5 separate regions of the Homo sapiens genome follow, and all the other regions are linked to region 1. The links are chromatin loops, found by intact Hi-C in ENCODE. Cell type or tissue: heart right ventricle. All regions are shown on one strand. Each heading gives the region's core, and the rest is flanking DNA. Links, peaks and the distances in the headings are about the cores only.

Region 1 (5,909 bases), core at 467-5,466:
AAACAAAAACAGCAAGCCCTGAAATCTAAATTCTAAGGCAGAGTGTAAATGAATGTCTAAATGCAACAGAAACATAGTTTTTATTATAAATGTCCACATGAATTGCCAGCTTTAAATAAACCATATATATATGTATACAAATTTGTATAAGGAGAATAATCAACTAATAATTTACTTTGTGACAATGTGGGATTTTTATAAATGTGTTGGTTATTTCTTTGTACAACTCGACTAAAGAATTTACTGAGAATTCTTTACATGCAGGCTCCCTTGCTATATCAGCAATTACTAAATTTCCAAGCATTGAATCCACAATCAATAATTCAGAAAAACTCAGAATGCCTTCATCAGGGCTAAGCCATGCTATATAGCTAGTATTTTAAAGATACAACTTTAAGCCTAATTTGTTTAAAAGAGTTTATTGCTTATAGACTTAATTTTTCCATGGGGGAAAAGAAAGAGAGCCCTGAATATAGAAATGACAATCATTAAAAAAGAAAAAAGAAAGAAGAAAAGAAAGATGAGAGAAAGAGAAAAAAGAAAAAAAGAGAGAGAGAAAGAAAGAGAGAGAGAGAAAGACAGACAAAGGAGAGAGGAAAGGAGGGAGGGAGAGAGAGAAGATGGAAAGAAGGAAGGGAGCGAGGAAGAAAAGAAACAAGAAAGGAAGGAAGAAGAAAAGAAAAGAAAGAGAGAAGAAAGAAAAAGAAAGAGAGCGACAGAAAGAGAGAGAGAGAGAAAGACAGACAAAGGAGGGAGAAAGGGAGGGACAAAGAGAAGAAGGAAGGAAAGAAAGAAGGAACCAAGGAAGAAAGGAAAGAAGAAAGGAAGGAAGGAGAAAAAAGAAAAAAGAAGGAAGGAAGGAAGAAAGGAAGCAAGAAAGAAAGAAAGGAAGGGAGGGAAAGAAAGGAGGGAGGGAGGGAGAGAAGGGAGGAAGGAAGGAAGCAAGGAGGAGGGGAGGGAGGGAAGAGAAGAGGGAGGGAGGTAAGGAAGGGAGAGAGGGAGGGAAGTAAGGAAGGGAGGGAGGGAGGGAGAAAAAAAGGAAACCAGTTTTTGTTGTTGTTTTTGAGGTGGAGTCTCGCTCTGTCACCCAGGCTAGAGTGCAGTGGCGTGATCTTGGCTCACTGCAACCTCTGTGTCCCGGGTTCAAGCGATTCTCCTGCCTCAGCCTCACGAGTAGCTGAGAGTACAGGTGCCCGCCACCACACCTGGCTGATTTTTGTATTTTTAGTAGAGACAGGGTTTCACCACGTTGGCCAGGCTGGTCTTGATCTCTTGACCTCAGGTTATCCACCCACATCATTCTCCCAAAGTGCTGGGATTACAGGCATGAGACACTGAGCCCGGCCAAAACCAGTTATTTTTTTCAGCCACTTTGCAACCCATTTTGAGAATATACTGGCAATTACACTGTTTTTAATAATGTTGTAGCCACACATGGATAAACTGGTTCATGGTTTACTTACAGTCCGAGTCCCAGGCAACTGTGGATACCTTTACAAAGTTTAAACCCTCTCCATATCCCAAGTGGTATTTTTACTTTTGCACTGGAGCATATAAGAAAAGGTAGGATATGGCAGAATTGCATAAGAATCACCTGGGCGTTTGCTCAAAATTCCGACTCCAAGGCCTCACTGAAGATCACCAGAATCTGAGAGACCTCCAGGTGTAGGCTGCACTATCACTGCCTCCTGAAAGGTCCTGTGGGGTGAGGATGGTGATTAAAAACTGGAGTCCTCAGCGGGACAGCACTAACCTGCCTCCAGTGTAGCTAGTTAACATCTGTAGATTTCACTTTCTTCTAACTCTACGAAGACAAGACCCCAAGTTCCTGTTATACAGAGAAAGTTGTGATTTTGTATATATTTTATTCATTTTGCTTAAAATCCTAAAATCTGACAAAAGGAAACAGGAAATATTTTATTATGGCCTACTCCAATTAATCTAAAGTGGGTTTCAGCTTGATTAAGATAACTTGGAGAGTTGGTTAAATCTTTGTCTTGCCTGAGTAACTTGCATATGTATATTTTCTAAACTTTTGGACATGAATTTCAAGTAGCAAATTCTATTCATCTTAATGGATTCTTTTCTTGGAAGATGTCAGTGGTTCTTCAGAACATTCCACACGAACTCTGTGTCCAAATCATTAACAGCAGTTTTTACTATGGGCACATAAGACAGAAATAAATCTGTTTTAATTACCTGTTTGGATTCTGATACCACGGCTGTTTGCCAAACCTTACTGATACTTCTTGTATTACCTCTTTGAACATATCTGGTGTAGAAACTGGTGTATCTCTTTTGCAATCTCTATAGGATACTATGCACGAATCTACAGTAATGATAGGTACTGCGTCATTTTTGTGGAGTCTGTCTGGTGAAGAAAGTGTCCTTGGAGCCGGTTTTATTTTCTTTGTCACTAGATGTCACTGCATACACAAGTGTGCTACTGTCGCCCAGGGTAATCTGAGCCCTGATTGCTGGGAAAGAGGCAAAATAGATTCTGGAAGCCTTCACTGTGATCCTACTTGGAAGGTATCTGCACTTTGGATCTCTTTGAGGCTTTCTCACAATCTCATTTAATTAGGCTAATCCTCCCTAATACTTTGTCATTTTACAGATTGTGTGAAATCTAATTTAAATATGTGCAAATCTTTTGCTATTCAACGGGACCTTTGCATGGTGAAGCCAAATGTGGTAAACGTATCTTTATTCAATGTTTCTTTCTGGTTTGGAATTATAAACAGAATGTAAATTGACTACTTATATGCTACCTCTAATTCAAGGGTATATCCTGTTAAAACACCAATTTGTTCTCAATCAGAATGAAATACTCAATAAGTACTTAAAATTGCCTGCTTGCTAACCAATCGCATTACATATCTGCTTCAAGCTATTTAATAAAAAAAAGCTTCAAGTAAAACTTGCAGTCCTTCTATCTCCAATGTTCTTGCAAATTCCATGCTTATATTTGCATCTATTGGGGCCCGAGGTATGCTTGCTTAGGAAGAGGACCCTTATCCATGATTTTTCCTGGCCTGGTTAGCTGTGTTTGCAATATGTGCTTGAGAGATTAATTCAGGTTGATACTACAGTGTTCTAGAGAGGCACATTTACATCTTCACTTTTTATTCTTAGCCTCCAAAAGGATTTGTGACAATCTTTTCATGAAGAAAATCCTTCCGGGTCAGTAGTGGAAGTTCACCTCCATATTTTTATTCACCCAGATACCATGGAAACAGCAGTTTTACCTAAGACAATTAGCATTTAGAATTCTCCAACTCTCTTCTTAATCTGCAGGACCAGACATGAGCAGATATTACTGGATCTTGGACAAGTGGGTCTCTAAGGTAAGGCCTTGAACCCTTGCTTGGGATTTCATCTCATAAATAAACACAAATAAGTTATTAAAAATCCAGGTTATAATCCCAAGTGTTTGGTGTGGTTTGTGGAAAATGTGCACCTCAGTTTCCTCATTTATGAAAGGAAACTGAGAAAATCTGCCTTTATGTACCTCATGATGTTGTTAGGAAAATCAAACAAGATAATAGGTTCGAAAAAAAATGAAGACCATTATATAGATTCATACATCATCTTCCTCTCTCTTGTAATTTATTTGTAACACATGAATTTAAATAGATTACAACAGTGGTGAATTCATATCACTTTCAAAAGTTATCTTCCTTTTTGAAAGTTAATATTTTAGCCAGTAATTAAACATAATTAGTGACTTTGTGATCAGATGTTCATTTTCTTCCACTTAGCCAACGGGCGGCATGTGGTGAATTAAAATAGCAGGTGGAATTTTAGAACAGGTGACAGGTTCCTGAGCACCCACGAAGGTTAGATTCAGATGATGGGCGCAGCTTTTCTTTAGTATAGCAGAAACCTTGGGATGCCTGGGATGAAGACAAGGGAGAGCAGAGTAGGCAGAGAGCAACTGCCACCGTAAAGCCTGGACAAGTCTCAGAGCGATAAATCTGTTCATTTAGGGCCCAACATGAGTTTTTCTTTCTGAGAAGTATAGCCCAAGTTATGCAAATCTGTTAGATATGAAATCGCTCTTACAAAACAGCATTTGGATGAGTCCCAAGTAAACAAATCAGACCCACGCAGATCAAATTTTCATTAAAATGCATGATTTTAAGAATGGGGTGGGGGAAGGAAGCTGAGAAATCAAAGGTGACTTTAACTACATCTTAAATTCAGTTTTTGCCCCAAGTCTATGTTCTATACAGCTTTCTGTTTTTCTTTTTAAAACGCCGATCCCACCAAATAAGCTAATTGCGCTGATGACAGCACATTTGGTAAACGGTGGCCTACAGACCTCAGACGGCTCCTCTCTGCCTTAGTTCAGATTTCTGTGAGCACCACAAGGCTGAAGGGATCCTCTAATTATGGGTGGGATTAGTGCTCAATAGCCGATGTGTTGCTCTTCGTGGCTTGCAGCCCTCGTGGTTTCTCTGCTCCTTATGGTCACTGTGGCCACCTAGAAATTCTTTTCAGGAGCATAATAACCGGATCAGCTGCTGCAGGCTGGAGCCCGGCGGAACAAAGGGAGGCGGAGGGTGCTCCCACCGGCCTCTGCCTGCTCACAGATCCCAGCGGGCACCCCCGGGGTCACAGCAGACAAAACCAGAGTCCAGCCCCATTTGATAGGGCTCCATCCCACACGACCCACTGCCCCTACTTAAGGTCTGGGGGATAGGCTCCAACAGCGTGCACTATTTGCCAACAAAAGTACTAGCAGTGGAAAGAAATACACACCCAGGCACTACAACACACAGGAAGACTCCTCTTGTTCAGTTTTCCCTTTCAGCTATTACTCCCTGGAAATCTTGAAGATAGCTGTGAGAAGTTTATTACTAAGCATCAGTTTTTAATATTAATCTTGTACCAGGATCATTTTAATAATCATTAACGAGGAAACAGGAGGTGGTGGGCATTTATTTTATTGTCAAGTGAGGCAGTTTCTTGTTCTGTTCATCATTCTTGAAGCTTCTCTTGCACCACCCGTTCCCTGATGCCACAGTGTGGAGAGGTTTTCCCTAAGCAGCATCTGGTCCCCTTGGAGGATTCCACAGGCTTTTTGTCTCTTTCAGGTTTTCAATAGTGGCCTCTGGGGGCGCCGGGGGGAGGAACCATCTGGCCAGGCGTCACCTGGCCAGTTGGGCCTGCCTGGCCTCACGCTGCTCAGCATTCCTCTGCATCAAATGGCTCAGTGCCTGCCGGGGACCTGGTCAAGTGCTGGACAATGGGCCACAGAGCTTAGCACTGAGCCAAGAATGTAGTGTTAATAAGAACACTTTTTATTCACAATAAGGACAGATAATATAGTTTGAGAATGTGGGATACTAAGCAACAAAATTGGGTTTCAATGTTGATTCATTTATCTCCTAGCTGCGTGGCCTTAGGTGACTTACTTCAGAGTTGTGCTTCTGCAAAAGAAGAAAAATAATAACAACTGGATTGTTGTGAGGTATTAATGAGACTACCCAGATATAAAGGTATCACTTCTATCAGGCAGGAAAGAAAGGGGACATTTTAATGGGTGAATCAAGGATTGTTTAGTAACAGGACTTTTTACAAAGGTGCAGGTGTGGTTTAAGAAAAGCAAGAGGGGATTGTGTAGTATCCCAGGGCTCTCGACATCCCAGAGTGGTTAGCGTGCCAGGGCAGAAGGGGCAACATCAGAGAGCAGTTACTGGAAACCAGATATGGAGTTGCAGGGGGAAGGACACCCTGACACAAGCTGTGGGCTTCCTCAGGGTGCAGCTAAAGCAGGGTAAGAGGAGAGGTGGGGCGGGGGAGAGCAATACTCTGAGAACCCATCCCAGGACCTCACTCTCCTCCCACTCTCCGAATCTCCTGCTGGTGCCACTCATCACCTGAACTACGTAGCAGCCCCGCCC
Region 2 (5,909 bases), core at 402-5,401, 69 kb after region 1:
CATGAAGTCTTGCAAATTATTAAAATACCTATAAGCTAATTATTTATTTTGAGAATAAAGGGCTGCCCTTGATGCCTTAAATCAGCTCTTGACAAAGCATGACCCATGGGATAAATTCAGCCTGTAGACTATTTTAGTAAACAATATTTTATTGGAATACAGCCACACTCACTTGTTTATACTTTATCCATACCTGTTTTTGCTCTAAAATGGTAGAGTTGACTAGTTGCAACAGAGACTGTATGAACTGCAGAAGCTAAAATATTTATGATCTAACTGATCATTGTTTTATACTTTATATATGTCATTTGGTATAGACATATTTTTTATTCACTTATTTCTTGCTTTCTTCATGCAATCAATTAATTATAGGTATTTAATAATGAAAGCAATTAAGTAAATATTAAAGAAACAATACAATAAGAAACAACAAATTAAGTTTCTGTCCTTTTAAAACATACCTAAATATCGATAGTCATCTTATTGCAATCATTTATCTACAAAATCTTTTAGAACTTCACTCTTATGTTCTTATATGCTTGGCCTTCAGGGAAAAAAAAGAGAATTATGTACATGACCTGCTCATGTGCTCCACTATATTATGCCAATCAAATAAAATATACATAAATGGTAAAAATCACCCAATCTAAAGCTAAAGAGAACCATTATTTCTGGTCCTTCCTTTCTAGTCAATGTCATAAAACTAGAGTTGGTGATAAATCTAAGTTTTATAATATGCAGGAATCTTTCCTATTAAGCTATCATAATAATATATGCATATATATGTAAATGCACATATAAACAACCCATAAACATGAATATTTGTGGTATATTTCTAAATGTTTCAACATGTTAGGTATTTTGCAATTTTTCTCTCTTAGGATAACTGTTGCCAGAATATGTTTTCTCTTTTTGTAGTCTTAGCATGGACAAAACAAGTAAATACATGAGAGGTTTGGTCTGGGATTTACTCACTTAAGGGGGAAGAAAAGATTCTAGTTGTAATTAAGTTTTAAGGCAGGTGGAAAATATACCCTTGTTCAACCATCTCAATCCTGGGCACTTCTACCCTGAAGCTGTGATGTACATTGAAATCAAAATATGGTTGATTTTGAAGTAAACATTTTTTTTCCTAGCACACAACAGCAAATCTGACACTTAAATATGTGAAAAACAGAAGCCAGAACAAATTCAAAATAAATATGAGTTACTAACAGTTATAGATTAGGGAGTTCTGTTTCCACAAATCCTTAGCAAGGAGTATGCTCACAAAGCATGTAATTACACTAACAACTAACATGATAGATTTCTTAGACTCAAGATCACACAACAAAGTAATAATAATAACAATACTTATATCTCTGGGGCACTGCTTTTCTACTGTTGGGATCTAAAATTCCTAAGTCAATATCTTATTTATTTGCTGAGAACCAACCCTTTCACTTTTCTAAATTATTCCATATTAGGATTTCATGAACTAGTAGATCAGGTTACTACTCCTTATAGAAAGCTGCTGGAAAGTGCTAACTAAAGTGCTGGAATTTTAATGCCATATTTTAGTGGAGTAAGTGCATGGTAGAGGAAGATTAATTAGGTTTAAGACAGAAGGAGAGTCCAATTTAATTTTGCCCCATTACTCAACTTGCCTGGAAATTATACTTAGTGTGTGGGATTCTTCCCCCGAGGGGAATAGCGCAGAGCCTCCTTCCTACCCTGTCAAGCACAGGAAGCTGTGTAGTCTTTCTGTGCTCATTCTGTTCTATGCCCGCAGAGGTCTGTTTGTGCCAGGACAGCTTTGCAAGGCAGTGGAAATCCTTTTCTGGCACAAGATTTGCAAGATGTGGAATGGGCCTGTATGGTTAAGATACGTTAGCATGAAAATCCAGCTTTGACTGAAAAGTCTCAAAGAGGCTTAGGCTCCAATTCTGTGTCAGGAGGGAGAAGCAGAGAGAAATATATTGTCACATTCCAGTTATTTCCAAGTAGATTCTTGCCTTTGCAATTCCAGTTTAGCCAAAGAACTTCCAGAGCTGAATAAGGAAATGCTCCAGAAGAAACACTATGCCAAAAATGCACCTTCCTTCTTCCCCTCTCAAGTTCCATGTTTATTAGCCCTGGAAAAGCCCTCTTTTTACCTATTGAAATTCTTTAAGCCCCAACTCTAACTCATTAATCCTTCCTTAGTCCTTTTCAATATCTCGCCTTTAAATTCTTAGAGTATACAGCCTGTGCCACAGAACTTGGCAGTGAAACTCCACAGCTTTACACCTTCCAACCTGCAGACTTTGAAAGACAGAAGCAAAACTCTGTGTGAGGTCAGACTCATCAACTGTGCCTACCAACAGAGGGCGTAGCAGTTGGGAAAGTGATCTTACGAACCAACTTCCTAGTATTTGCTGGAGGATATTCTAGGGTTTGTCACTGTTCTTAGCCTGTCTCTCATAGTAGAGCACAAGCTTTTGAGACCTGGAAGTAATCTTTGTTAATAACTCGATTGTGTTATGATCTACAGTTTCACTTCTGGTCTCCTTTCCCTTCCAATGCTTTTAAGTCCTCTGTGCTAACTCTAATGCCAGGTGTCACCCATAGGCACAGTTCCTGAGCTAGTCTGAAGAACCCTGGAAACACTATGGTTCCTTGACAATAAGATGCCTTAAACTTTAAGATAAACTATCAACCTAGTAATAATGAAAAATAGCATTGCATTAAGTGTGCTTATTGATTATAAAATGAACTTCAATTTTTAAAATATTCTGTTGTGTGTGTGAGAGTTTTTTTTTTTTTAATGGTCACCATAGAACTGATAAATAAGGCCTATCAGGAACATCACCACCAAATCCAGTGAAACTTGGAACTGAGTTGCTTTGATCACAGATGGACTTGTGGTCGTGAGTCCCCAGGGTGGTAATAATTCTACCTGCTGAAATGTGAGGCCTTGTCTCAAGCATTACAATGGACTATTGGGGTTTTACTATTATTAATACTGCTTCCCTATAAAGCTAGATTTTCTCTTTGAATCCTGACTTGATTTAGTGAAGTTTTGTGCCTTTTCAGCTTGCCATGATCTTGTTCTTTTTTCCCTACTGGTTCTGTATTTTCCTCTTATAGGATTAAGATAATTTATGCAAATGGGCTAGAGTCCCCAAAATATAAAAAGACTTTTACACAATCATCTCTAAAGATTTCATTGTATTTCATAGTATATTTCTATCACTTATTTAATTAATGTCTTTGTTGCTGGACATTTATAGTATATGCCCAAATATAAACAAAATGAAATAAAAATAGATTTCTCATTTTTCAAAAAAGTGGATTAAAAAAAAACGATGTTTTGGCCCACTTGTCTCCATTTTTTTAGCTGTTCATCAATAGTTTCACACTTGATTTGGCCCAGTTTTCTTTTTTGAGTAAGTAACTATGTGGAATGTGTTTGTATGTCAAGGTCGCTGTTGTTATTGTTTGCATTTAGGCATAATTCCTTTGCAAACTTACCGAGAATTGAGACTACGAAGTAAAAGTATATGAATATATTTAAGGCCTTTTACAATTGTTTCTAAAATTTAAACCACTGTAGGTTCCCATTAAGTGTATATAAAAGTAGTAAGATGAGTCACGTTATATTTTTCTAAGATTGTTTTCAAGTTTTTTCTGAAATTTCCATTTTATTTGCAAGAGTGTTCGTAATATCTTAACAATGTCTGCATTATGTGTGTGATGGCCTCCTTGTCTTCCTGATTTTGATTATTTGGGCTTTCTTTTTTTTCCTTTTCTTAAAATTAATTTTCTAGATGTTTTAAAATTTTGTGTTTTCAATGAACCAAATTTTGGCAATGTTTATCTTCTCTGCCCTATTTTTATCATTTGAACTACTTTATTCTACTTTGTGAAAGTTTAGTAACTCCTTGTAATGAATGCAGATATCATTTGAATATTTGTCCTCCCCCACATTTCATGTTGAATTGTAATCCCCAATGTTGGAGGAGGGGCCTGGTGGGAGGTGACTGGATCATGGGAGTGGGACCCACATGACTTGGTGCTGTCCTCGTGATAATGAGATCTCCTGAGATCTGGTCATTTAAGTGTGTGGTGGCTCCGACTTCTCTTGCTCCTCCTCCTATCATGTAAGACACCTGCTCCCCCACCGCCTTCCACCATGATTGTAAGCTTCCTAAGGCCTCCCCAAAAGCAGATGCTGTGCTATGCTTCCTGTACAACCTGTAGAACTGTGAGCCAATTAAACCTCTTTGCTTATAAATTACCCAGTTCCTGGTATTTCTTTATAGCAGTGCAAGAACAGACTAATACAAATACCTAGTTTGTGCATTTCAGCCTCTTTTTTACTGTATTGATTTTTCCTTGCAATTCTATTAACTACTGAGCAAGATAATATGCTAAAATTCTGAGTGGTTATTTTTGATTCATTTGTTCTTTCAATTCCTGAAACAGATGTGTTAAAAGTTTCTTATATGAGTGTAGTTTTGCCTATATATTCTTTTGATTCTCTTATTGTCCACGTCTTCTTGTGGTTCCATCAATTTTTGATTTATATGCTGTGAATCTCTATCATTAGGTGCATGGATATGTAAAATCATTACATCTTCTTGTGAGTTGAAGTTGTTATCATTATAAAGTGACTATACCTTTTGCCTTAAATCTATTATGTTTAGTATTACTATTGCAACACTACCTTTCCTTTGTTTTACACTCAAATAATACATATTTGTCCAAGCTTCTACTTCTGTTTTATTTTTATTGTTAGCTCCAGGGACACATAGGATGTATACTACACAACTTCAGGGAACACCACCCTCATAAACTAGAACATGAATTCCCCACTTCCAGTGATTATGGATGTACCGGATTTCACAGGAATTTTCCTTAATCCAAGCTAATATTCTTTACTTTTAATTATTCAGTCTATTTGCATTTAAATCAGTCTATTTGCATTTCAATGATTACTAACACGTTTGTGTTTAAAATATACCCTCTTGATTTTTATTTTTCTCTAACTATTCTATTGTATTTCCTTTCCCTCTTGTAATATTTCAGTTTGAATGTTTTTATTCTAATTTTTAAATATTAATTTGAAAATCATACAAGTTAAAACATTAGTATACATCAAAGTAGAAAATTAATCAATACTTCAATTTTCCCTTAGAAAAGACAAGGTCCTTAGAACATTTCAACTCATTTTTATCACATTCAAGTAAATCTGTTAATGTTGTTTTGGATTTAAATTCTGTCTTAATCTTTAATACCTTATTATCATGTTTAATTATTGTTATTTTGTACATTTTATTAGACTTACCCACATATTCACTTTGTTCTCTCTTCTTCATTCCCTGTTCACTTTGGATCTTCTCTCTGGATTCAACTTGATTCTGCCTCAAGAACATTCTTTACTATTTCTTTTAGTGTAGGTTTGCTGGTGGCAAATCCTCTCGCTTTTTGTTTGCCTGAAAATAATCTAAATTTCTTCTTCACATGGAAGGTAACTTTCACGGGATATAGATTTTCAGGATGACATTTACCTTCTTCAGCACATTAAAGTCACCATTCCATTGCTATTGGCATTCACTGTTGCTATTAAGTTAGCTGTCAGTCATTTCTTTAAAGATAATCTGTTTTTCTTTTGTCTATTTTCAGGATTTTTCTTCTTCATTAGAATTCTGCAGTTTCATGATAGAATGATTAGGTGTAAATGTCTTTCTATTTACCCTTTTAGAGATTTATTAGCTTTTTTTAAAATCTCTAGATTCTGTCCTTAATCAGTTCTAGAAAATTTTTATTTATTTTCTATTCAAATATTATCTCTCCATTATACTTTTATTCTCTCCTTTATGGAATCAAATTAAGGGTATATTCGTTCTTCTCAATCTATCCTTTTTGCCTCTTGACCTTCTGTATTC
Region 3 (5,909 bases), core at 514-5,513, 660 kb after region 1:
CCTGCAGGTACACCTGGACCGGGTGGGCGAGGGCGACAAGGAGGACGCCACCCGCTGCTTCCAGATCCTGGAAAAAGTCTATTCCATTCTCGGTGACAGAGAACAGAGAGCAGTGTACGATGAGCAGGGAACGGTGGACGAGGACTCTCCTGTGCTCATCCAAGATCAAGACTGGGAGGCGTATTGGCGGCTACTCTTTAAAAAGATATCTTTAGAGGACGTTCAAGCTTTTGAAAAGACATACAAAGGTTTGGAAGAAGAGCTGGCTGATATTAAGCAGGCCTATCTGGACTTCAAGGGTGACATGGATCAGATCATGGAGTCTGTGCTTTGCGTGCAGTACACAGAGGAACCCAGGATAAGGAATATCATTCAGCAAGCTATTGACGCCGGAGAGGTCCCATCCTATAACGCCTTTGTCAAAGAATCAACACAAAAGATGAATGCAAAGAAAAGGAGGGCTCAGGAAGAGGCCAAAGAAGCAGAAATGAGCAGAAAGGAGTTGGGGCTTGATGAAGGCGTGGATAGCCTGAAGGCAGCCATTCAGAGCAGACAAAAGGATTGGCAAAAGGAAATGGACAATTTTCTGGCTCAGATGGAAGCAAAGTACTGCAAATCTTCCAAAGGAGGAGGGAAAAAATCTGCTCTCAAGAAAAAAAAGAAATAATGGAATTTTTCTCTTCAAAGGTCCTTAGGTGTAAATTGATGCCATTGTAAGCAAGGTGCAGGCAAGACTTGAAGGCAAAAAGCAATTCAACTCTTGAGAAAAGGTGTCTTTCCAGCCTGAATTTTTCAGATTGACTAGACCAAGCAGAATCTCTCAACCTGATCTTAGTATTTCCTAGAAAGCACTTGACATTGTGTGAGGTCTCACCTGAAGGAACTTGGTGGTGACAGTTGGGAGGGTGGAGGGAGGCAGTGTCCCTTCCTGACAGCACTTGCCTCCATGGATCTTCTGTACACAGCACTCTTATCTAGGATGTGGTTCTGTTCATGCCGCTTTCTGCGATGTGCGTGTCTGTTAGAATAGGCTCTCTACCCAGCTAGAACACCTTCCAGACACTTGCTGGACAGCTATCTTCCACATACTTCCCAGTTTACATTTGGTCTTAATGATCTTGAATAGATTCTCTCTTCATTTTACTCAGCCAGGTTTTGTACTGATGTACAGGTGTTAAATTACTTCAAGCATTTTTGTAAGATTTGTATATGATTAAATAAAAAAGGTAAAACATGATGATTAAAAAAATAATAATAATTAATGGCTGGGCGTTGTGGCTCATGCCTGTAATCCCCGCACTTTGGGAGGCCCATGCGGGTGGATCAGCTAAGGTCAGGAGTTCGAGACCAGCCTGACTAACATGGTGAAATCCTGTCACTACTAAAAACACGAAAATTAGCCGGGCGTGGTGGTGCATGCCTGTAATCCCAGCTACTCAGGAGGCAGGAGAATCGCTTGAACCTGGGAGACGGAGGTTGAGGTGAGCCGAGGTCACGCCACTGCACTCCAGCATGGGCAACAGGAGCGAAACTGCATCTCAATAATAATAATAGTAACCCAACCAGAGTATTTTGAAAAGTAGGCAATTCACAGTAGAATATTACAAAACATAGTCTTAGGGCATATTCAAAATGTTACTGCTTCTCGATTCCTCCTAATCACATCTGCTGAGAATGATACACCCAGAGTTGATCGAATCAGGCTGAGGCTCCTGGCACACGAGTCCCAGCACAGAGGTGAAACGGAGTGGAGTCTAAGGTCTCATGTTCATTGTTGGCTTGTCCCAGGGCCAGCTTCTCAACCCCTTGATGGTTGGTTTCTCATCTACCTTACAGGACTGTTTGGGAAATTTAAATGCAGTGAGGTGTAGGAAGCAACTTTGGAAACTGGAGAGTGTTGAACACATTTTCAAATGTGATGCCTTCACAAACCATGTGGGGCTGGAGAGAAGGCAAGAGTGCCTTGTATTCATGAAGAACTCATATGATTCCCAAAGTCCTTTTCCCAACATCTCATCTGGTCCCCAAGGAGTATTCATCAGGGCAGGTATTGTCACTATGTGATGGATGAGAAGAATGAGACCCACAAAGACTGAGGCCGTGCATGTAGTCAGGGGCAGAAATGAGTCTAGGAGGCCTGCTCCCTGTGCAGTAGTACTCTCTTCACTTTGCCCAATGGCCACAGTATCATTTGCCATCATGGTTAGATATGGACTTATAGAAAGAGAAGAGCACTTTGGCTCCAGTCCTCTCTTGGTCACTACCTGACTGTGATATTTGGACAACTGACATATTCTCTGAGCACCAGTTTCTTCATCTATAAAAAGAGAGATGATAATAATGCCTCTATGGTGGATACTCATTCAGTTCCTGGAAGCAATGCTCAGATTTTGTCCTGGAAAATCACATCTTCAACCCCCATCCATGTCCATGCATTTCAAGAGACCTTGTTTCCCTACCTGACTCCAGAAACTGGCCTGTGGCTCAGGCCAATCAAACTACTGAACTAACAAGCCTCAAAGAGATGCATCAGCCACAGCTGTCCTGGCAAGAGGCCTCACCTCCCCCTGCTGGAAGGATATGGACCTGAGGCTGCCGGGACCAACCACCACACATAAGCTGAGAGTGAAGCCAACACAGTGGAATCTGGAGCCAAAGATGGTGAGAAATGGAGTCTTAATGATATTCTTTGTGTCTCTGATCAAGCTGTACCTAAAGCCTGGACTTTTCAGGGGCATGAGACAAAAACCTTCCTTTTTTGGCTAAGCTGCTTTGAGTTGGCCTTGCTGTCTCGTGAAAATGAAAAGGTTCAAGACTGATACAATCTCTTCTCAGGTTTGTTGCACTGAATAGGTTATTGTATGCGACAGCCCTCTGCAAATAATTAAAACCTTCTGCCAACAATAAAAGCAGATTAAAAGTGTAATATATTATCAGCTTATTTGGGGGGCATATAATAATGTTAAAGTATGAAACTGGAACATTTTAATTTGTAATGAGGCAAAAAGAACGTTACAACCATACTTTAGTGGACACCTCATGATTTTCAGGAGCATCAGCGATGTGAAATATGACACATAAGAAAGCCTCAGTTAGTTACAGAAAAGCAGTGCAAACAGAGCATGAATGACAATGACTACAATCCCAGACCACAAGGCAAAATGGCTGCGCAGAAGCCACCTGTCTTTAAAATGAAGAAGTCTCTCTTTCCTAAATTTCACTAATAATACTTTTTAAATTTTTTGATAATAACTAAGTAAAAAGGGCAAAACAGGTGGGACAGAGTCGCAATGAATAACGAAAAGAAAAGATGGAAACACACAAGCATGTATGTATTGACTCAAGGGAACTGAGGCAAACAGGAGGTGAAATGAAAAGTGGCATCGCATGAATTCCACTGGGACTGAAGTTGTTTTTCTCTAAAGATGACAATGATGATGGACATTTGTTCTGAGACCAAAGGCAAAACACTTGGCACAGGGGCTAGCACCTGGTATGTGAGTCCACGTGAGACATGCACGAGGCAGACATGACCTTCCCCATTTCAGACTTGAGGATACTGATGCTCTGGATGGCCAAGCCATCTGCCCAGTTCCCACAGTGAGGGGCAAGCCTTCATTCCACACGTGTCTGGCCCAGAGTCCGTCCTCTGAGGACTTCACTTCTCTGCCTTCCCATGAAAAGGGCGGGTCTCTAAGGGGAAGTGAGCCAGGGCTGCTGATAATGCTGTCATTTGGGTTAGTAGTGAATACTCTCATTTTCTCTTTAAAATTATTTTTTAAAAGTTTTCTTTTCTTCTGAATTGATGCCAGTGAAGCTCTTGTGTAGATCTGGGGAAGCACCCATAAGTGGCTGCAAACAGTATCACCCTAAACATGAAATCGGTGAAAATAATCAAGGAAGTTATTTTGCAGGAAGTATACATTTCACAGGGATTTTCCAGTTTACATTCACCTACCCTCAAGAACCTAAAAATATATCCTGACCAACCTTAGCCTCTATGCTCAAATCTCTGGTGCCAAACAAGTGTGACAAACTTGGACATTTTGAAGAATTTATGGGTTTGGGCCAACACTTGACATTGTGAGGCTTATCAACTGTTCTGAGAATTGGATAGAAGCTATTTAACTTTGACCAGAAAAAAACATAAAAATACACATTTTTTTTTTAATTTTAAGGAATTCATGAATCATAGGCTAGTAACTCCAGTTTAAAAGTAGAAGGGAAACATCTGTAAAAAATAGAGAAAACATACTAGGAATTATCCAAGGCAGAGTTGGGCCACTTTAGGAGGTCTTCTTGTTAAAAAAAAATGCCTTCTCTGACAAAGGCCTGTGGTTGAAAAGTGCCAACACCTGTGGGAAGGTAGACAGACCTCTTTCGGGATGATGAAAGAAGGATAATGTCTTTCCTAACATCTCACCTGACTGAGCATGTGGGCCTGAACAGGGACATGGTGGAGAGAGGTGGGTAAACATGAAGTCCAGCTGCGCAGGGAGTAGGGCTAACCAGGAGAGAGCCCACAGTAGCCCTGGGCACTGATGGGAAAAGGGTCTAAGAGCTAGAGAGAACACACCACAGATGATTGTCTCATTTCAAAATTCTGCTCTGAGCTGGCCTTCTGCCCAGGGATGTGGAAGGAATAGCTCTTGCCATTTCCCTGAGATACAGATACTAAGGCCTCCTCTTTCCAAGACTCAGAGCTCATGATAGTAACAGCTTTTGTGAACTAGTCTGGGAACCTCATCCCGTTATGACACTGTATCCTTGGGAAAATGAGTATTGAATTCTAAATCATCTGCTAACTAATGAACTCTCTGTGCTATCACTGTGGGTGTTCTGATGAAGATGGGCTTTTAGGAATTCAAGCCTGAGAAGTCTGCTGTCTCTTGATTCCTACGTACTTTAGAGAGGTGACTGGGTTTTTCCTCCAAAGCCGTATCTCAATGTGAGTCTGCTGGCAGCTACTGGAAATCGAAGGTGTTGAGCTGGGTGGTCGCTGCTCCTTCTCCTCCTCCTCTTCCTCCTCTGGATGTTGGTTAACAGAACTCCCACTGAAGGTCACAAGTTTTTGCCTTTAGCGTGTCTCTTTCTCCAGCACTGACTGGCTGGCTAAATGGGGGTTTATCACTTAACTCTTTGGTACTTTAGTTTTTATAGCTGCAAAATAAAGTTGAGCTGGCAAGTGGAGAAAATAATTAGGGAGTCGAGTTTCTTGGGAAAATATTAATAATATAAGCAGAATGATAGTGTCAGGTATTTTTCTCCTTTCAAGCAGGAAGGAGAAGATTGTACAGCAGTCTGTTAATGTGGCGTTAATTGCATTTAAATGAAGACTTCTTCAGAGAAGAAAGGAAATGATGTTGATAAAAATTAATACTGTATAAGTGCCTTAGACTTTCTATGACCTTTTTTTTTTTTTTTTTTTTGAGACAGAGTATTGCTCTGTCACCCAGGCTGGAGTGCAGTGGTGCAATCTCGGCTCACTGCAAGCTCCGCCTCCTGGGTTCACACCATTCTCCCACCTCAGCCTCCTGAGTAGCTGGGACTACAGGCGCCTGCCACCACATCCGGCTACCTTTTTTTTTTTCCTGTATTTTTAGTAGAGATGGTGTTTCACTGTGTTAGCCAGGATGGTCTCGATCTCCTGACCTCGTGATCCGCCCGCCTCGGCCTCCCAAAGTGCTGGGATTACAGGCATGAGCCACCGCGCCTGGCCTTCTATGACATTTTAATATTCATTATTTCACTTGCTCTTTAGGAAAACTTGAGAACGCTGTACAGAAAGTATCATGTTTACCTTTGCTTAACAAGTTAGGTGACTAGTGCTCTTGTGAAGCCAGATGACTTGTGTAAGGTCATCAGTGAATAAGGGGAGAGGCAGTGGTCAAAGCCAGGTCTTTACATTT
Region 4 (5,909 bases), core at 910-5,909, 620 kb after region 1:
GAGCAATAATGTACTCTGCTTATTTTACATGATAATTAGGTAAATTGTTTTGATAGACTCAATTTCAAAGTGAGTTTTTCAACCATGAGAGAGGGGTGGGTCATGGGGGAAGGAATTTACAGCTCTCCCGGGTAGTACTACTGCTTTCTTAAATAATTGGAGAGAAGAGTTTAAAAAGGATGGCATTTCTGGAATTCAAATGAAAAGGGGAATTCATTAACATATTTTAGTGTGTTTTAAAAATTAAACGACCTAACACTTAGTGTGGGTTTTTTGTTTGGTGTTTTTTTTTTTTTTTAAGATAAGGTGCTCACTTTGTCACCCATGATGGCACAATCATGGCTCACTGGAGCCTTGAACTCCTGGGTTCAAGTGATCCTCCTGCCTCAGCCTCCCAAGTAGCTGGGACTATAGGCACATGCCACCACACCCAGCTTTTTTATTTTGTGTAGACATAGTCTTGCTATGTTGTTGAGGCTGGTCTCGAACTCCTGGCCTCAAGCTATCCTTCTGCCTCAATCTCCCAAAGTGTTGGGATTATAGGCATGGGCCACTGTTGCCTGGTCTTAGAAACTGACATTTTTTAGAAGTTACTTTTTTCTTTTTTTTAAACGAAGTAGAGAATTGCTCTGCAAGGATACTTTATAAAAGTCTCACCAGATCTGGCCACCAGATTAGCCTGCCCAATGAGTCCAGCCTGGCTGGCTCTGTTAGTCCCATGGAATTTTCAAACCAGGCATTTGGTATGGGTTGTTTTTTTTTTTTTTTTTTTTTTTAAAGGCTGAGGCTCATCTGAATGTGTCCTGGTGGGATGGGGAAGGATTATCTATACCTTTTTTTCTTCTAATGAAAAGGGTGTGGGCAGAATGGAAACTGACCAAGCTCTGCTCAAGGAGCCAGGGTAGCTGTGGTTTAGAGAGGCTGGACGAAGGTCCCCCTTCCCTCGTCAACTTGTCTGCATTTTGTCCCCAAACAATATCATGTTTTCAGAATCTGCTAACAAGGCCTTGAAGTTTAAAGCTGGTTTTGTTATTTGGGCCCCTCCCATCTTCCTCTCCTTACAAGGGACTTGATATGAGACCTGTTAAAATCGTGGAATTTGCAGACTTTAATGCAATGGGCCATTCTCATGACCGGGGCGATGCAAGGAACAGGCAGTGTGCTGACACGCCCTTCTCTGTTTTTTACAGCTATTTGCCGACAAGGCTGCAGTCCTAAGCATGGGTCTTGCAAACTCCCAGGTGACTGCAGGTAAATCAACTGGTCTTTTGTGAGATTTCTTTTAATTTTCCTTTATGTAAGAGAGGAACTGACTTTATTGTGACTATGCCTCTTTTTTCCTTGGAGAACAAGAAAGCTTTTTTAAAAAAAAAATTCAGATAGACACATCCGAAGCTTATTAAATTATACCAGCTGTCTGGTGGAATGCACACACCACTTCTCTCTTGGAATAAAAAGAAACTCTTTGGGCATAGCCAGTGACTTCATGTATTAACTGTTCTGTAAATTGATAACACATTTTTATAATCTTCCCTTATAGTGCTGATGGGCTAGATGGAGGGATGTGGGCTTGTTTCTTTGCGTCTCTCTCCTCTTCCACCAAGGCTTTCTTCTCCCAGCCCCCTCCCCGACTTTTCCCATCAATAGGCGAAAGTCCAGCATTCTTTAGAATGGGATTAGTCCAATCTCCTGGCCCCTTTGCAGGCGGGAGCTGGGTTGGTGCTGAGAGGTTAATGGCTGCCCTGGAATCTTGTCAGTTGAGCCTGATGAATGTAGACTTTTGCTGCAGTCCTTTGAAGTCTGTTCCTTTATGGTCCAGGAACAATGCGGAAGCCAAAGGGAGGCCTGCCCTGACCACTTCACGATGGCGGGTTTTGGAACTTCTTGAAATTTATATTACGCCCGTTTGGAAAAGGCTTATTTTGGGAAATATTGTTGGTGTCTGTGGTGTTTTTGGCAGTCTTAATGCTTTGCTCTCCCTCCTCCCAAATTTTAAGGAGTAACGCTAAATGGATCCTTTGAGCCTGTCACTTTTGCCCCCAAAGCTACTCTGACATGAGTAAAGGGAATCTTATGAAACATAGTCTAAACCAGTATGTCCCAAACTAATGTTATTTGGGGCTCTTATTAAAACGCAGGTCCTGATTCTATAGGTCTGGGCTGAGCCCAGGTTTCTGCATTTCTAACAAGCTCCCAAGCGATGCTGCTGATGGAACCATCAGCAATCACTGCCCCCAGACCTCAGTACTCAAAGTGTAACTTCCAGAATTAACAAGGGAGCTGTTAAAATGCAGGTTCGTGGGCTCCGTCCCACATCCATAGAATCCTAGTCCTTGGTTTGGCCCAGGAGTCTGCATTTGACAAGCTGGCCACATGACTTTGCTGCTTAGTAAATTTTGAGGCTACTCCTTTAAAGAGAACTATCTGTGGCCTTTACCTTTATGATTCCACCGCTCCGTCTGTTCCCCTCCCATGCAAGGGGGAACATGGAACTAAATTAAGAACTGGTTGTCCCGAATTGTCTCTTCCTACACTTCAGAAAGATAGTTTATTTCCTGGAAGGCTGAGGGGCTTCTCCTGCTGTCTCCCATTGGTGGCGATGGACTGTAGTATTTAACAGCATTGCTGTCCAATGCGGAGCAGGAATCCACCTACCTTAACTCTTCCTAATTAAGGGTGTTCTGGAGAAAGTCCCAATGGCAGTGCTATTAGTGATTCCAAGCCTGCTGCCTGCTCAGATGGATATCAGCGGAGGCCGACTGTGATTTGTGCTGCTGTCATCAGAACACACATACAGCTATACAGGGGAGGGCCCTCCCAGCCAGAACAACAGGCTTTGTTTCCAGAATTTAGCCCTTTCTCTTTCGAAGTCCCACCTCCCTCTCCCTGCCCAGACACGCACTGATGGCCTTATTTACTTAAGGTGCGACTTTCCCACACATCATTTGCATAGTCTCCCAGCCCAGTTTTCCCTCCCTACCTTGAAAGAAAGTCAAAACAGAACCTTCACGCTGAGGAAGTTCAGGTTGTGTCCTGCTGCAGAAATAGTTGAATGGCAAGTTACCTGCAAGTTGTCTTTTGGATTATGTATTACACAGGTTATTTTTTTTTTCACCCCCACATGAGAAAATTTACTGGTTTTTGTTGTTCCCAAGTAGACTGAGTCCCTTTCCCTGGGTATACATGCTTGCTTATTGCAAGCCTGCCAATAATATCAAACTTAATTATGAATCATCATCTGAGGAAAGTCACTTCAATTTCTCATGAGAATCTTAATCATATATTATTAAACTGGGATAACTTGGTTGGTGCCTCTTTTAGGGTCAGTATTTTTATTTGTTTTCTTTTGAAGTCATCCATGGCCTCTTGTGGTTGCTTTTTTATGCTTGGGGATTGAGGTCTCTTTAATTAGGTGAGGTTGGGTCCTCAGCTGCCTCTCCTTGCCTTTATGAGGCAACTTGAAGAGGGCTAGTGATCCTGAATTTGGAAGAGAATAAGGGAAGACGGTGAGAATATTGCCATTTCGTAATCAGTTCCCTCTTACTATCTTTCAGGCTAAGAATATCAGCCTTGACAGAATGGCTACACCCTTACCTCCCACTAACGTGGGTGTCCGCTTTTGAGAAATTATTTAGATTGTAATTTTGTTCTTATCTTACTCCTTTAGTCACTTGTCACGTTGACATTCCATTTTACATAAACCAGAATCCAGTGTCTAACTTTAAACCACACATTCTAGTGATTTCTTTGCATGTGGGTGTGCATAGCTTGGTTTCAGAAGTTAGGAAGTGGTTAGTCAGTATTCTCAGGGGTTAAGTTGACTCTCAGCCGTGGGTGATTAGCTATTAGCTAGATCCCTATAATTTTCCCATGACAAGGATTTGCTAGCCTGCCTCCCGCTCTTGGGAAACCGAAAGCCTTTCCTTCTGGGGAGCTAGAGGGGGCGGGGGTTGTTTTCCAGAGTTACAGCTGAGCAGCTTAGGGGGTTGGCGCTGATCGTGGCTTTTCCCAGGTCCCGTTCTGGAAACATGTTGCCCATCCCACCCGCACCCCACCCTCCACCCTCCACCCTCCACGCTCCACCGGGAGGCTAGTTGATGTTTCTCCCTGCCTTCCCCCACCCTTGTTAAAGCTTGGCTCTTGAGAAGGCAATTAAAGTTTCAGAGGGCTTGAAAATTCAAGGGAGAGTGGTTTGAGACGCTGCCCCCTCTCCCACCCCAGATGAAAGTTGTTGTATTTGTTTTTGTTTTTGCTTGGGGATCAGAGGCACTATTTGGCCCCAAAAGAGTATGATTAATCAAGGTGCTTATATAAAAGAACCTCAACTCCGCCAATACTAGATAAATTAAGCAGACTGCTTTCTTTTTTTTTTCTTTTCTTGGCAAAGCAAGAAATCACTATAAATTAGCACACAGTAATGGGACACAAATTATGGAGTTGGTTCCAAGTGTTGTCATTTCCTTCTCCTTCCCTATAGAAGTGGGTTTAGAGAGCCTACTCTGGCTTTGGCCAAGGGAGGGTGCCCCTTTCTCTCCTTGTTTTTTTAAATAAAGCGTCATCGTGAGGCAGTTTCCTGCTGCACTTGGTGGCTTGTTGCATTTCTGTGCACTGGGGTCATGACTTTCTGTGCAGACAAAGAGCAGAGTGGCAAGTGCAGCGTCTGCAGAGACTTTGGCATAGCTCTCTTGTCACCGAGAGAGTCCTTTCCTCTATAGTCTGTCGCAACTAGGTGCACGGGTTGATTTATTCCATGCCTTCACCTTTGGCTCACTCGTGTGAGCCTGAGAAGAGAGTGGCTTTGTGAAGGGCATCCCCATGCTGGCCTCTTCCCAAACAGCCCTCCTTTTGTCAGGAGTCGGCTGGGAGGGGACCTCAGCTCAACTGTGAAAATGTTTGTTTATACGGAGCCCCTGATGAGCCTTGGGAGTCTACCTTCCTGTCCCCAGAAACAAAACAGAAAAAGCCTGGACTTTGCAGTCTTCCATTTGAATTGTACAGGTGTCTCTTAACGTTCAAAAGGCTAACCTGGAGGTGTGCTGTGTGTCTCCAGGTGCCAGTACGGCTGGCAAGGCCTGTACTGTGATAAGTGCATCCCACACCCGGGATGCGTCCACGGCATCTGTAATGAGCCCTGGCAGTGCCTCTGTGAGACCAACTGGGGCGGCCAGCTCTGTGACAAAGGTATGGCCCTTAGGGATGAGACCCAGGGTGGGATCTGGGGGTGGGATGGCACTAATTTGGTTTCTAATTTTATTGGCAGGGGCTTTTATTCTGAATTCTCCTTGAATGCTGTGTGGGTTTTCTGGTTTTTCTTTTTAAAAGACGACTGGGGCTAGAAACATGGTGGGTTCGCCATCTTCACAGGCGTCTCTTAGTGACTCCAGGATCTTTTTGGCAGATCTCAATTACTGTGGGACTCATCAGCCGTGTCTCAACGGGGGAACTTGTAGCAACACAGGCCCTGACAAATATCAGTGTTCCTGCCCTGAGGGGTATTCAGGACCCAACTGTGAAATTGGTAAGTGGTCCAAGATGAATGAGAGCCCTTTGTCTAATTTTTCTGTACTCAGCTTTTAAAAAATATACTTAAGGACTTGTTTAAGGAAAAAAAAGTGAAAATAGCTTCCAAAGATAGGCCTTATCCCAACCATTCTATAAGCCTTTGTAACTTTCAAGTCTCTAAAGTTTTTTGGGTGATGCTGATTCGTATAGGAGGCAGCGGGAGATGAAATGACCCCAGCTCTGAGATGTCTTGGAATGTGGTTAGAGACAGCTCAGCGAGAAAGATGACTTCCTTTCTTTCCTAGACACAGCAGGGTTCTATCACACGCTTGCTTTTGGTTTTTGAAATATGCTTGCACTAGTGGCTGTGGTGTGGGATTCGGTTGGAGGGGGGTGTGGGGAGGTAA
Region 5 (5,909 bases), core at 528-5,527, 720 kb after region 1:
CTCAGTGCAGCTTGTAAGCCTCCACCACAAGCAGCACTTGGGTGGGATTGTTGAAACTTAGAACCAGGAGTGAATTTGGCATCTAGGCAAACCTCTTCACTTTCAGATGAGGAGGCTGAGGCTCAGTGAAGTCCAGCATCATGCTCTGCTAAGCCCCCGGCTACTGGCTTTCCTGACTGACCATTGTGAGAAGGAACACCGTCAAGTATTTCCTGACTTGTCAAAGGCTCATGATAATACAAGGATGATAGAAAATAAAAGCTGAGGCTTTAAGATGGGTGTGAAGGTTCAGCCTTGTGTTAACTGCCACACCTGCTTCAGGTGCTCAGGCCATCCTTCACAACCAGTCAGGTTAAAATCCCTGATTACTGAAATAGTCACTTTAACTTCTTCTTCTTCTTCTCCTCTTTTTGAATATATAGAAATCCTTCCCCCAAAACAAAGAGGTATAAAATGTCTGGTTTAAATAATACAGTATCATATGAAGTTTATGAATGTGTCAGTTTCTGAAGGAAAAAAAAAGTGGGTGCATATGTGTCTGTCATTGGGAATACAATTGTTTTTCAAGGATTAAATACGCAACATTTTTTTCCCACTAACAGAAATGAAAGCTGGAAAGAGCTGATATTTCTTATAGCAGCAGCAGCTACTTGCAATTAAATAGTAGAAAGTTTTGTTGTACCTCTTTCTTCTGTTCAGAAAACCAGCTTGTATCTTTGTTTGAACCTTGTGGCAAGATATGAAGATCCACGAGGACAGCAAAATTCCCACACTGAAAGACATTAATGGCAGAGTCAGTGTCTGTGCGGCTCATGCCCAGCAAACAATGAGAGAAAATCTCACAAATTCCTATGTGGTTGCTCATGATGAAATGGCAACAAAGTTCACTACTAGACAGAACTTTTAATAAAGAACATGGTTACAGGTCATAATCTACTACTTTCCCTAAGTTTAACATTTACAGTGGAAATGCTAAGGAGAGATGCAATGTTAATCAAGACAGGAAAGACAAAATATCTGTCTCTGGGCTGCACCTTGAAAGGGGATGTCCAAGCATCCCGGCAGCAGTTGGAAGACGTGAAGCATCGAGAGAAGTTAAATAGGTCAGTACTAGGTAGGCTCCACAAAAGAATGATTCCATGCACAGCCAGGGGAATTCTTTCTTCTAAGCAGCAAATAACAGATATAAGATACTGCATTTTTAGACGGACAAAAGGATTGGCTAGGACGGTACACTTTGGAATTGAAATAGGAACATGGAAGAATGAGAAATAAGCAAGAAGATAAAGATACATACTGAATGCTAGTTAACAAAACAAAACAAAATTCATTAAAGTATGCTACAAAACTGTACAAAGCCTGACTCTGTTCTTATTCTATAGGCTAGCGCTGTCCAGCACTTTAGAAAATAATGGAAATATTCTATATATATGCTGTTCAATAAGATAGCCATATGTGGCCGTATGTGGCCATATGTGGCTGCTGAGCACTTAAAATGTGGCTATTGTAACTGATAAGCTACATTTTTAATAAAATTTAAATTAAATTTAAGTAGCTACATGTAGCTAGTGGTTCCATACTGGATAGCACAGTTACAGACCCTGTGAAAAGTTGTTGCCTTATAAATCCTCACATATGAGTGAAGTAATTTCTGAGAATCACAAGATAACTGTGAACAAACTAATTTGGTAAGGAATGGGACACCAAGGTTGGGGATGGTCTGAGAGACCCAGAGATTCGGTTTATGAGACTCAGAGGTTCAGTTTTTTCACTTCCTTGGCTGGACAGTTTTGTTTTTTTTTTTTTAAATTCTGTCCTATATATCAACAGTGAAAGGAAAGTAGTTTCAACAAATGGTTAGACCATCAGATGTAAATATAAAGTGAAACTTGACACCTACCTCACGCTATATACAAAATTTAATTTGAGATGGATCACACACCTAGACAAAAAAGCCAAAACTATCTTCCTGATCTTTGGAATAGGAAAAGATTTCTTAGGATCCAGAAAGCACCAAATATTGAGAAAAATAGTTGTAAAATTGTTAAATTTTCAAAATTAAAAATTTCTGTTAACGAAAAAAGCACCACTAATAAAATAAATAGGTATGTTACAGACTGGGAGAAATGTATTTATGTATTCAAAAATACATGTATCTGGCAAAAAGGACTGGTACCCAAAATATGTAAAGAACTCCTACAAACTGATATTTTTAAAAAAAGCAAAACAAAAAACCTGAGTTTGAATAGACACTTCACAAATAGGATAAATGAATGGCTAATAAGAAAATGAAAAAAGTGTTCAATATCATTAGTCATCAGGCAAATTAAAATTAAAACCACCAAGAGATACAACTACAATACCCACCAGAATGACTACAGTTAAAAAGACTGACATAACATGAAATGTTGGTAAGGATATGGAACAACCCAGACTCTCATACTTTCCCAGTGGAAATGTAAGATGGTCTAACCACTCTGGCAAATGGGTTTGTCAGTTTCCTGTAGCTAAACGTACATTTACTTATCAACTGAGCCAATGATTCCTTCCCAGGTGTTTACTCAAGAGAGATGAAGTATATGTGCACACAAAGACTTGTATGCAAATATTCATGGAAGTTTTATTTATAATAACCCAACGTGAAGACAACCCAAAAGTCTACAACAAGAGAACAAATTGTGCCATATTCATGCAAGGGAACACTACTCACCACACTACCGATAGACTCAACATGTATTCATCTCAAAAACATTAGGTTGAGCAAAAGAAACCAGACCAAAATAACATATACTGTATGGTTCCATCTATATATAATTCTAAAACAGCAAAATCAACGTGTGATGAAAGGAATCAAAACAGTAATTTCCCAGGGGGGTAAAAAACTGGGTGAGAACTGTCACAAAGGAACTTTGTATGTGATAAGACTATTCTGTATCTTGATGGGGTATGTTATGTATACACTGCAATCAGTTCCTTTCACTATATTTAAATTATACATCAATAATAAACAATTTTTAAACACTGTGTAAAATGCACTCATACTTGTTGGCAGTTATTTAAAATGTAGGTATTACGTCCCTGAAAATGTGTGGGAGACCCAAATGAAGTTTACCAGGTAATAAACTGTGAAGCATGTTGAAAGATGGTTTCCTACGATGTAAAAGAGTGCACTTTAGTGTGTTACAGTTTAGTGTGTTGCAACCAGCATTTTATTTTAATGAAAGAGAACTGAAGATAATATTAGAATGCAATACAAAATATCAATGTGTCATATGGTTAGATCAAGAATTGTTTTGTGAAATGTAAGTAAGTGTGTACTCAGTTATGATGGAAAGCCTATTTCTTATTGTGGGTTGTAATAAAAAATGTTTGAAAACCACTCAAGTATACTGTTAAAGTCCTTCTCAACTGTTGGTTACAGAATTTAACCTTTAAGGAGTATGCTGCCACCAGGTGGAGGTCGCATGCCACAACTACAGGATCTTAGCCACGGAATATTAACCTTTCCTGTGCCATGGACTTATTTAGCCAACTGTGAAGCTGATGAAAGTTGCTCAGAATAATATTTTTAAATGCATGAAACACAACACATAGGATTAACAAGAAAACCAATTACACTGAAGTACAGTTATCTTAACGAAAGAAAAATTTGAGACATAGGAATGTATGTCCTTGTTTATTAAGGCATTGGGTCTTGTCACATAGTGATGGATCTAGTACTACTACAAATCTGAAGTGGCGATAAGCATAAATGATATCTTCATTATCTGCAACAACCTTAATGTAATATGAAAAGAGCTATAATTTCTAATGGTGACAAATACTGCTAATATTATTCATATTTTGATTATGAATCCCACGTTCATAATAAAAAGGAAAACTAAATTTACTAGAACTTGATCACAATAAAGACGTAACTTTTTCCCATGCAAGTTCACTGGCCTCTGAATTCAATCACAGGCCCATTGAAGTTCCAAGGATTCTGGAATAAAAGCCCTTCCAAAGCGGTAAAACATGTCTCAACACATTTTATTGCAGGTTCCTACAGGTGCTCTTTCCTGATTTTTTAATCTAAACCAAGTTCACTGCTACCTTTTCATTAGCAAAACTAATTGTTTTTTTTTCTTGTAACCCTCCTACCACCGCAAAACTAATTCTTTAAAAAAAAAAAGGGGGTGGGGGGAGGGGAATCTTAAGCTTAAGCAACTTGAATTGATACTGTAACAGCAGCTTGCTGAAGAATTAACCTAATAGTAAGGTCCAATTTGGTATTTTTCTCACCATTTTGTGACTTTGATCACAAATAACCTAGTCTAAGTTTGAAAATAAACAGATTGAGTAGAATGTCTCTTTTTAGAAAAATAAATTGTCAAATCTTACTGTGGTGAGCAGACTTTCCTGGGGTTTCTGGAAGCCTCCACTGTTTGGCAGGCAGTCCCCTCCCCCGCAGGGGGCTCTCCCTCTGCAGCCTGCAGTTCTGAGCTCTCTCAACTCCCTCCCACACTAGGCAGAGGTATTCTGCCTTTCCAAAGTTCCCTGCTCTCAAAGCTTTGCTTCTTGTCACTCATGAGAAAACAGAAGTGAAAAAAAAAAAGAAAAAAAAAAGAAAAGAAAGCTTCTTACACTGCCAGCAGCACAGCCTCCCTTTCTCCTCCTCCTAATTAGGAGAAGGTTATTTCTAGTCTCAGAAGATCAACTCTCCAGCTTTCTTCTGAGAGAAGCAACATGGTAACCATCACTTCTTTCTCAGCCCAGAACTGGTCACTCTGCAGAGGCCAAGCCACCTCTTGAGCAACCATCAGGCTGCTAGGAATAGCTTCACATTGCATGCACTGGGCTGCGAGTCCCCCAGCCAGGGTCTGGTCTGGCTTCTATCCCCTCCACCCAGAGGATTCAGCCAACAACAGGGGTGTCACCCCCAACTCCTCCCTTCCCCTAACCCTCCAGAATCAGTCACGCATCTTGTCCATTTTAATTTTTTAGAGCGTTCTCACACACACTTCTCTCTTGCTCTGCTGCTCCTATCTTCTCCCACTTGGAAGATTACAGTCACTTCTGTTGGTGTCCTGGATGAACCCTCAATGCATATCTGGGAAATCTCTAACCTATAAATCGGATCAGTCCACTCCTGCTGCAGCTCAGAGCAGCAACTCACAAGCTCTAATGAGGCCCATGTCTTTGTCTCCTGCACCTGACGTTTTCATCCTTGGCTTACATTACAACTTGCCTCGCTGCTTCCATGCTTGTTGAGATCCTATGCATCCTCGAACCCTAGCAGGAGTGTGGTCAACTCTGTGAAGCTATTCTGAACAGTTTCTCTTTCCCTGCTCTGGACCAGCCCATTCTTCATGTGATTATTTATTTCTACATTAAGTGACTGGTCCATGTAGGGCCCCCATCCTAGGCTATAAGCCATGGAGACAGGTCTATACCTCTGCCAATCTTGCATCCCCAGTGACCAACACACTACCAGCCCTCAGTGAATACTTAATATTTAATGAAAGGAAGACAAATGAAAAAAACAAATGACAGAACAAGTTAGCCCCAAGAATTGGGCAAATCACAGCCTTGTCTGCAAAGGGAGAGCTCTAAGCCCTTTCCAGGGACCAAGCCGTTACTATTCGGCCCAGTGCACTGATACATCATAGAACAACTTCCTCTCTCCCTATTCTGGAGTAGCGACAACTCTGCCATCAGCAACAACAAGCAGTCATTTTTCATATTTCGTGAAATGGGAATACAAGAATCTTAGGATTACTTCACTGGAAACTCACTGCCAACTGAACGTGTTGGTTATTTTTCCTATCTCTTTCCTAAGAATTCCAGAGGTGCAACTCACACTATTTCCAAGTCCTCGGAGGTGGGAGGTCTTGTCTTCTGTGTTTACATTAAATATAAGAATAAAGGTG

What was found. Peaks named below come from ENCODE experiments on the same cell type or tissue, not always from the same donor. Only the 100,000 strongest peaks of a DNase experiment are listed, where the experiment ranks them.
Region 2: a loop joins it to region 1, with 2.5 times the contacts of the local background. A loop is called at or near these places in 24 of 110 quality-filtered maps.
Region 3: it touches region 1 in a loop (5-fold over the local background); 6 of 110 quality-filtered maps call a loop at or near these places.
Region 4: it touches region 1 in a loop (2.3-fold over the local background); 10 of 110 quality-filtered maps call a loop at or near these places.
Region 5: a loop joins it to region 1, with 12 times the contacts of the local background. A loop is called at or near these places in 74 of 110 quality-filtered maps.

The regions. Positions count from the first base shown.
Region 1 is chr20:11,270,772-11,276,680 of GRCh38, reverse strand. It overlaps LOC124904960 (a long non-coding RNA gene), which reads right to left. Exons shown (of 2, transcript XR_007067724.1): 2 at 4,934-5,435. LOC339593 (a long non-coding RNA gene) reads left to right here and starts at 3,298. Exons shown (of 2, transcript NR_038972.1): 1 at 3,298-3,347. RefSeq lists a silencer at 5,726-5,909. In heart right ventricle, for the core only: CTCF peaks have their summits at 2,404 (motif pointing right) and 5,096; no DNase peak of the experiment used is centred there.
Region 2 is chr20:11,201,778-11,207,686 of GRCh38, reverse strand. No RefSeq gene overlaps it. Among named protein-coding and RNA genes, the nearest start is that of LINC02871, 180 kb to the right of the region's middle. In heart right ventricle, for the core only: a CTCF peak has its summit at 2,352 (motif pointing right); a DNase peak (open chromatin) is centred at 2,346; H3K27ac peaks cover 1,072 bases.
Region 3 is chr20:10,608,194-10,614,102 of GRCh38, reverse strand. The region is part of intron 6 of SLX4IP (SLX4 interacting protein); the gene reads right to left. It also overlaps the pseudogene DNAJC9P1. Among named protein-coding and RNA genes, the nearest start is that of MIR6870, 39 kb to the left of the region's middle. In heart right ventricle, for the core only: a CTCF peak has its summit at 2,566 (motif pointing left); DNase peaks (open chromatin) are centred at 2,562 and 4,612; H3K27ac peaks cover 3,422 bases.
Region 4 is chr20:10,651,740-10,657,648 of GRCh38, reverse strand. JAG1 (jagged canonical Notch ligand 1) reads left to right here. Exons shown (of 26, transcript NM_000214.3): 5 at 1,191-1,251; 6 at 5,051-5,181; 7 at 5,399-5,518. Among named protein-coding and RNA genes, the nearest start is that of MIR6870, 5.0 kb to the right of the region's middle. In heart right ventricle, for the core only: no CTCF peak of the experiment used is centred there; a DNase peak (open chromatin) is centred at 3,949; H3K4me3 peaks cover 1,392 bases; H3K27ac peaks cover 4,456 bases.
Region 5 is chr20:10,551,094-10,557,002 of GRCh38, reverse strand. SLX4IP (SLX4 interacting protein) reads right to left here. Exons shown (of 8, transcript NM_001009608.3): 3 at 683-772. Among named protein-coding and RNA genes, the nearest start is that of MIR6870, 96 kb to the left of the region's middle. In heart right ventricle, for the core only: a CTCF peak has its summit at 3,449 (motif pointing right); a DNase peak (open chromatin) is centred at 3,452.